Regions from separate parts of the Mus musculus genome. Here region 1 is linked to region 2. A link is a loop called in an ENCODE intact Hi-C map of the cell type or tissue named here. Cell type or tissue: gastrocnemius. All regions are shown on one strand. Links, peaks and the distances in the headings refer to the core of each region. The heading gives the core; the rest is flanking DNA.

Region 1 (2,921 bases), core at 95-2,594, 180 kb after region 2:
TCAAAAGCAGACAGTGCTGTGTTAAGAAGCTGAGAGGTGCTTCTGGCTGATTTTGAAACCCATGTATGTGTGTGCATGTTTACATGACAACAGGGTGGGGGAGATGGGGAGTGTATACCTGATTAGAAAGCCTGTCTGAGCCAGGAACCTCACACTGTACTGTCCAGACCTCACTGGGCTCTGTATCCTCATGTTCTCTTGACTGAAGTCCAGCCAAGAACCCCACCTACATGCTTTCTTTTTGCCCTCTCTGTTTCCTTCCCCATCAGCCCTCCATGTCCAGGTCCAGAATTTCTGAGTCTGTGCCAGGTCCTGCCCTGCACACTGACCACCCTCCAGGCCCAGGCCCAGCTAGAAGGCAGCATCTATGTCTCTTCATGAGTCTGTCCCTCCTGAGACACTAAAGGACAGTGCCTTAGTCCTGGATTTCCCAGGCTCTAGAACAGAGAAAAAATTATTGTCATTTATAAATTACACAGTGGGTAGTATTTTGTTACGTTGTATAAATGGGCTAAGATTACAAGACTAACTCACCATGGCCCTGGGGTTAGTGTATTTTGAGTGTTCTGGCATGAGCGTAAGCACATTTTAATGGGTAAAAGGAGAGGCCATTATGATTTGCACGTACCTAGGATCTAATGGAATGCTAGAGTATAAGCCCCAAATAAAATTAAAAGGGAAAAGGATATTGAGGCAAAGCAATACAAGGATGTCATAAGTAGCCTTCATGAGAACCCCATATATGATGGAGAAACATGAAAAATATAGAAGAGAGCAGAGCATTCTGTAACCACTATCATTTAAATTCACTGGTCCCTATCGAAGAGGTATATGTGTTCCGTGGTAGAAAGCAAACACCATAGTTAATACCTAGGGGCCTGCATTATCCACACCCCCCACCCCACCCCTTTCCAGTTTCCTCTCTGCCTCTAGACTATTCTTGGCCGTTCTAGCATGGCAGTCTCTCCAGAAATGGGGGTTCAAAACAATATCATTAAGAGCCTTGACTATAGAAGGGAGCTCTGTTTCCCAGTAAGGGTCCCTATAGTGACTCTCTGTGAAGGAAGCATTTTTAGAAAAATAAACAGGCTTTCGACAGTGACACCATGTGGCCGACAGGAGTAATGACAGCAGTGGGCTGCCGGTCCCTTCCCTAGAGCTGAGAATGATAGCTTGAACTTGAGATGGGCACCTGGAGAGGAAGGCACTTGCCTTCCTGATACTGAAGGGAGTAGGTATGACAGACAGTGATGCTTTTCAGTTTTGTATCTGAAGTTCTTGGACCAGTTCCCATTTCTTAGATTCAATCTAAAGTAAACTTTATAAATTGGCTTTCGTTACATTCTTAAAACTTGGTAACCAAATAATACTGATTTTTGTAGATTCGCCCGAGCCTCTGACTTTTGCTTCATGCTAAGAGCATTATCTCAGCTTCATTTTTTCTATCACTGCATGTATGCTAATTAGTTTTGTTTAAAATAAAAGAAATATGGAAGAGTGAGAAGACCAACAACTGAAATATCAAGAAAAATTATGCAGTGATTATAGCATCTCTGATACATTTCAGATAAAACACCAGTGGTTTTTGGTAACCATTTGATTAAAAAATTTTCAGTTATCATCTATCAACTATTTGTCTATCTATCTATCACCTATCTATAATCTATTTATTTATGTGTATAAGTATTTTGCATAAGTGTATGTATGCACATGGATGCTTGGTACCCACAGAGCTCAGAAGAGGTGTCTCATTCTCTGCAACTGGACTTAGGAGAGGTTGTGAGCCACTATGTGAGAGCTGGGAATCAAACTCACATCTTCTGCAAGATCAACAATTTCTTTTTTCTTATTATTGAATATTTTATCTATCTACATTTCAAATGTTATCCCCTTTCCCAATCCCCCCAGAAACCCCTTATCCCATCCCCCTTCCTCCTGCTTTTATGAGGGTGTGCCCCCACCCACCCACCCACTTCTGGCTCCCCACCTTTGCATTTCCTTGCACTAGGGCATCGGGCTTTCACAGAACCAAGGGCCTCTCCTCCCATTGATGCTTGTCAACTTCTCTTAACTGCTGAGCCATCTTCCTAAACCCACCACTTCGTGTTTAAGGGAAAGTTATTCACCTCACTTATCATGAATTTTTAATTGATAAAATATTTAATTTATTCTAGGTCCAGTCTTAATTTCTTGAAGCATTTATTATTACACGAGAATATGGGTGTATAAATTAGTCAACGTGATATTGTTTATGTGGCTTAGCATAAGAGCCCTGCTAGAAACCAGGGCATGTTCAGGGCATGACTGTGTCTACAATGTGTACAGTAGAAAGCATCGTGTCCATGCAGATAGCTACTCACCCAGAAAGAATCTCAGTGCACTTAGAAGAGGGGCTAGGAGGGGGTCTGAGCCAGCATCATCTGCCACTCCTGATCTTGAATGCATAACGGTATAGACAAATGACAACCCTATTAGATCAGTAATTTACACATGTGAATGAGATGTCAGAGACTAGGTCTGTCAGATTTTAAAGTTAAGACAACTTAGTTTGTTTTAATCATTTATTTATTTATTTACACTCCAGATCTAACCCCCCCTCCTCCATTCACCCTCCGACTGTTCCACATTCCTTATCTCCTCCCCACCCCTCTGTCTCCACGAGGATGTCCCATCCCCAACCCCACCCCAACCAGACTTCTAAGCTCCCTAGGTCCTCCAGTCTCTGTAGGGTTAGTTATATCTTCTCTGACTGAACCTAGACTTGGCAGTCCTCTGTTGTATATGTGTTGGGGGCCTCATATCAGCTGGTGCATGCTGCCTGGTTGGTGGTCCAGTGTTTGAGAGATCTTGGAGGTCCAGGTTAATTGAGACTGCTGGTCTTCCTACAGGGTTGTCCCCCTCCTCAGCTTCTTCCAGCCTTT
Region 2 (2,921 bases), core at 293-2,792:
ACACACCTCCTCCAATAAGGCCATGTGTCTTTATCCTTCCCACACTACCAACTGGGGTCCAAGCATTCAAACATAGGAGCCTGTGGGGCCCATTCTCATCCAAGCCTCCACATCCACTGAGCCATCTCTCCAGCTGGAGAATTTGACATTTTGACCACAGCTTTGTTCTGCATAAATTACAAACCAAATCACAGAGCATTTTATTACTACACAGACAGGAGACCCGATCTTTCTTCCCATCATTAGGATGAAAGGCTCCATCAAACATCTGGGTAAGATGATGTGAGTTAATTTGTGGGGTTTGCAAAAATTAATAGTAATTAACCCCTGATACCCTGGGTGGGGGTGGGGGTGGGAGTCATCTGTAGGATCACCCCAGAGTCAAATAAGAGCTTCAGAGAAGCAAAATGAGAGTGCAATATTAATGAAAAAAAAATCCAGAACACTTGATGCAGCATATGGAGTTCTGTAGAGATGGTGTGTATGTGTCAATGGAAGGTGTGGCAGTCTGAATAAAAATGGCACCCATAGACTCGTAGAGAGTGGACTTATTGGAGTAGGTGTGGCCTTAGTGGAGGAAGTGTGTCACTGGGAGGGTGGGCTTTGAGGTTTCAGAAGTTCAAGACAAGCCTAGTGGCTCACTCTTCCTGCTGCCTGAAGATCCAGATGTAGGACTCTCTGCTACCTCTCCCGCAGCCTATCTGCCTACTGCCACCATGCTTCCCACCATGATGACAATGGACTAAACCTCTGAACTGTAAGCCGGTTTTTCCTTTATATGAGTTGCCAGTGGGTATGGTGTCTGTTTACAGCAATAAAATCCTAATGCAAAGGGCACATGTGGGCAGTCTCCTTGACATACCTCCCCTGGGCTTCATTCCTCCAGCCAGTTCACGCATTCAGTGTCGTGCAGTTCTTACTACGTCTTAACCGAGTTTGTTAAAGTTTAGTTTCTTTATAAAATTAGCATAAGCAAGGGTGGACAATGAGAACATGGCGAAGATAAAGAGCATTGACTTGTGTAAGACACCAGTGACGTGGTCAACACACACCTTCCTTTCCTTTAGAGTATTTCCCCCCTCTCCAGGCTTCTCACGGCACTTAACATTATCTAAGGAAAGAGACTTAACTTGGTTCCCAACTGCAGTGCTTTATTATGAGTCAGAGATTTTTGTCTGCAGGTGAACCCTCAACCCTTTCATTTCTGGTTGGTTTGGTTTTTTTTTTTTTTTTTTTTTTTTTTTTAATCACTGCCATTCCTCATACTTTGTGGTTTTTTGGAGATGCGTTTTTTCATGGGAAGCTACTGGAGAAAAGTTGAATTCTACAGGAAGGTACCTTGGACGAAATTGCAGCCATTTAGTGGCTGAGCAGAGTGGCCACTAGAGGGCAGCAAATAGTCTTGTCTATGTATGAAGGCAACTCTGGCTCAGAGCACAGAACACCACAGAAAAGGAAAAGACATGTGGGACAGACATTTTGGCGTCCTTCTTTGCATTTAACTGTACATTCTTTGATGGAGAGATTTGTGGATTTTAGTGCTAGTGAGGTTATTAAAGACAAAGGAAACCGGAAGGAATAAAGTTTCTATAAGAGCAGGTTCACAGCGGTGTTGATGGCTCTCCTGCTATAGACATCTTAAGTCTTTAGCATAAAATTAGACTTCTTGGCTCTGCAGGAGGCCGAGGGATGGGGTTTCTCTGTTACTCAGTCAGCCAGAATGCCCTCACATTTGAGAACCACTACATTTACAGAAAGTGGGTATGTTTGCTTGCTTACTGTTTAGTTTATGACACATACAAGTATGGCTGTTCTGCATTACTGAACACACATAAACATAAAAATTAAAAACACAGACACCAAATTGAAGTTTACATGGCAACTTTCCACATGGCATCTGGAGGACAGTGGGAAGAACAGATGCTAATTAACACTATCTAAGTGACCATTCTGGTGTCATGATTTTGTTTTACTCCAGCAGTCAGTAGGAGGCAGCATGAGTCTCTGTAGAGGTTTTATTTTTGCTTCAACGATGTCCTCTGAAGTTCTATCTTTATCTCCCCCTCTCTGTTTTTCTGCCATCTCACAATGTAACATCTTTAAAGATTGACTTTTGTGTATATGACTCTTTTGCCTACATGTATGCCTGTGCACTATGTGCATGCTTGGTGCTCTTGGAGGCCAGGAGAAGGCACTAGACCCCCTGGAACTGGTTGTCTGGAAGAGAAGTCAGGCTTCTTATTGACGGAGTTATCTCTCCAGTCCCCCATTACTAACATTTGATGTTTGAAAATGTCATATTTTACTACATATGATCTTAAATGTTCCTCAAGGGTCCATGTGTTAAGGGCTTTCTGTTTCTCCTGAGCAGGATAACTTAGTTCCATTAACATAACAGGGTTAATATCTCTTTTTAATGATCACTTACTGCATGCCTGGCCCAATGCTCAAAAGAAGCACATGCAGAGGAGCCCCCACTCTGTAGGGGAGGAAGGAGACTATACGAGGTCTGGGGTCACCCAAGTGTTTACCCAGATTTCAAAGGAAACGGTGAGAGGCCAGGCCATGTGTGGTAGGACTGAGGTCCCTGCAGGTGCTGAACAAACTATGGGAGTATAGCCTAAGATACTGTGGGGACAATCCAGGAATGTGGAATGTCCCCTGAAGAAGACTGCAGGCAGCGGCCATACCCGATCAACCGAAAGAGAGAAGCCACTTGGGCCACAAGTGGTGAGACTGTAAGTGGGCAGGAAAGGAAAGAATTGTAGGTGTTATGATATGGTATATACAGGGAGTCCTGGGAGCGTGCGGTGGAACTGGCTGCAGATATCAAGGTTGAGAAACCCTGGCCAGGCTTAAGTAACAACACAAGGGGCTGGTGAGATGGCTCGGTAGGTTAAGGTGCATGCTACCAAGCTTGA

The links. A loop is a pair of places that touch in the nucleus more often than their neighbours do. Peaks named below come from ENCODE experiments on the same cell type or tissue, not always from the same donor. Only the 100,000 strongest peaks of a DNase experiment are listed, where the experiment ranks them.
Region 1: it touches region 2 in a loop (12-fold over the local background); 27 of 42 quality-filtered maps call a loop at or near these places.

The regions. Positions count from the first base shown.
Region 1 is chr3:57,265,933-57,268,853 of GRCm38, reverse strand. No RefSeq gene overlaps it. Among named protein-coding and RNA genes, the nearest start is that of Tm4sf1, 35 kb to the left of the region's middle. In gastrocnemius, for the core only: a CTCF peak has its summit at 1,108 (motif pointing left); DNase peaks (open chromatin) are centred at 283 and 1,106.
Region 2 is chr3:57,447,153-57,450,073 of GRCm38, reverse strand. No RefSeq gene overlaps it. Among named protein-coding and RNA genes, the nearest start is that of Tm4sf4, 23 kb to the right of the region's middle. In gastrocnemius, for the core only: CTCF peaks have their summits at 1,377 (motif pointing right) and 2,001 (motif pointing right); a DNase peak (open chromatin) is centred at 1,386.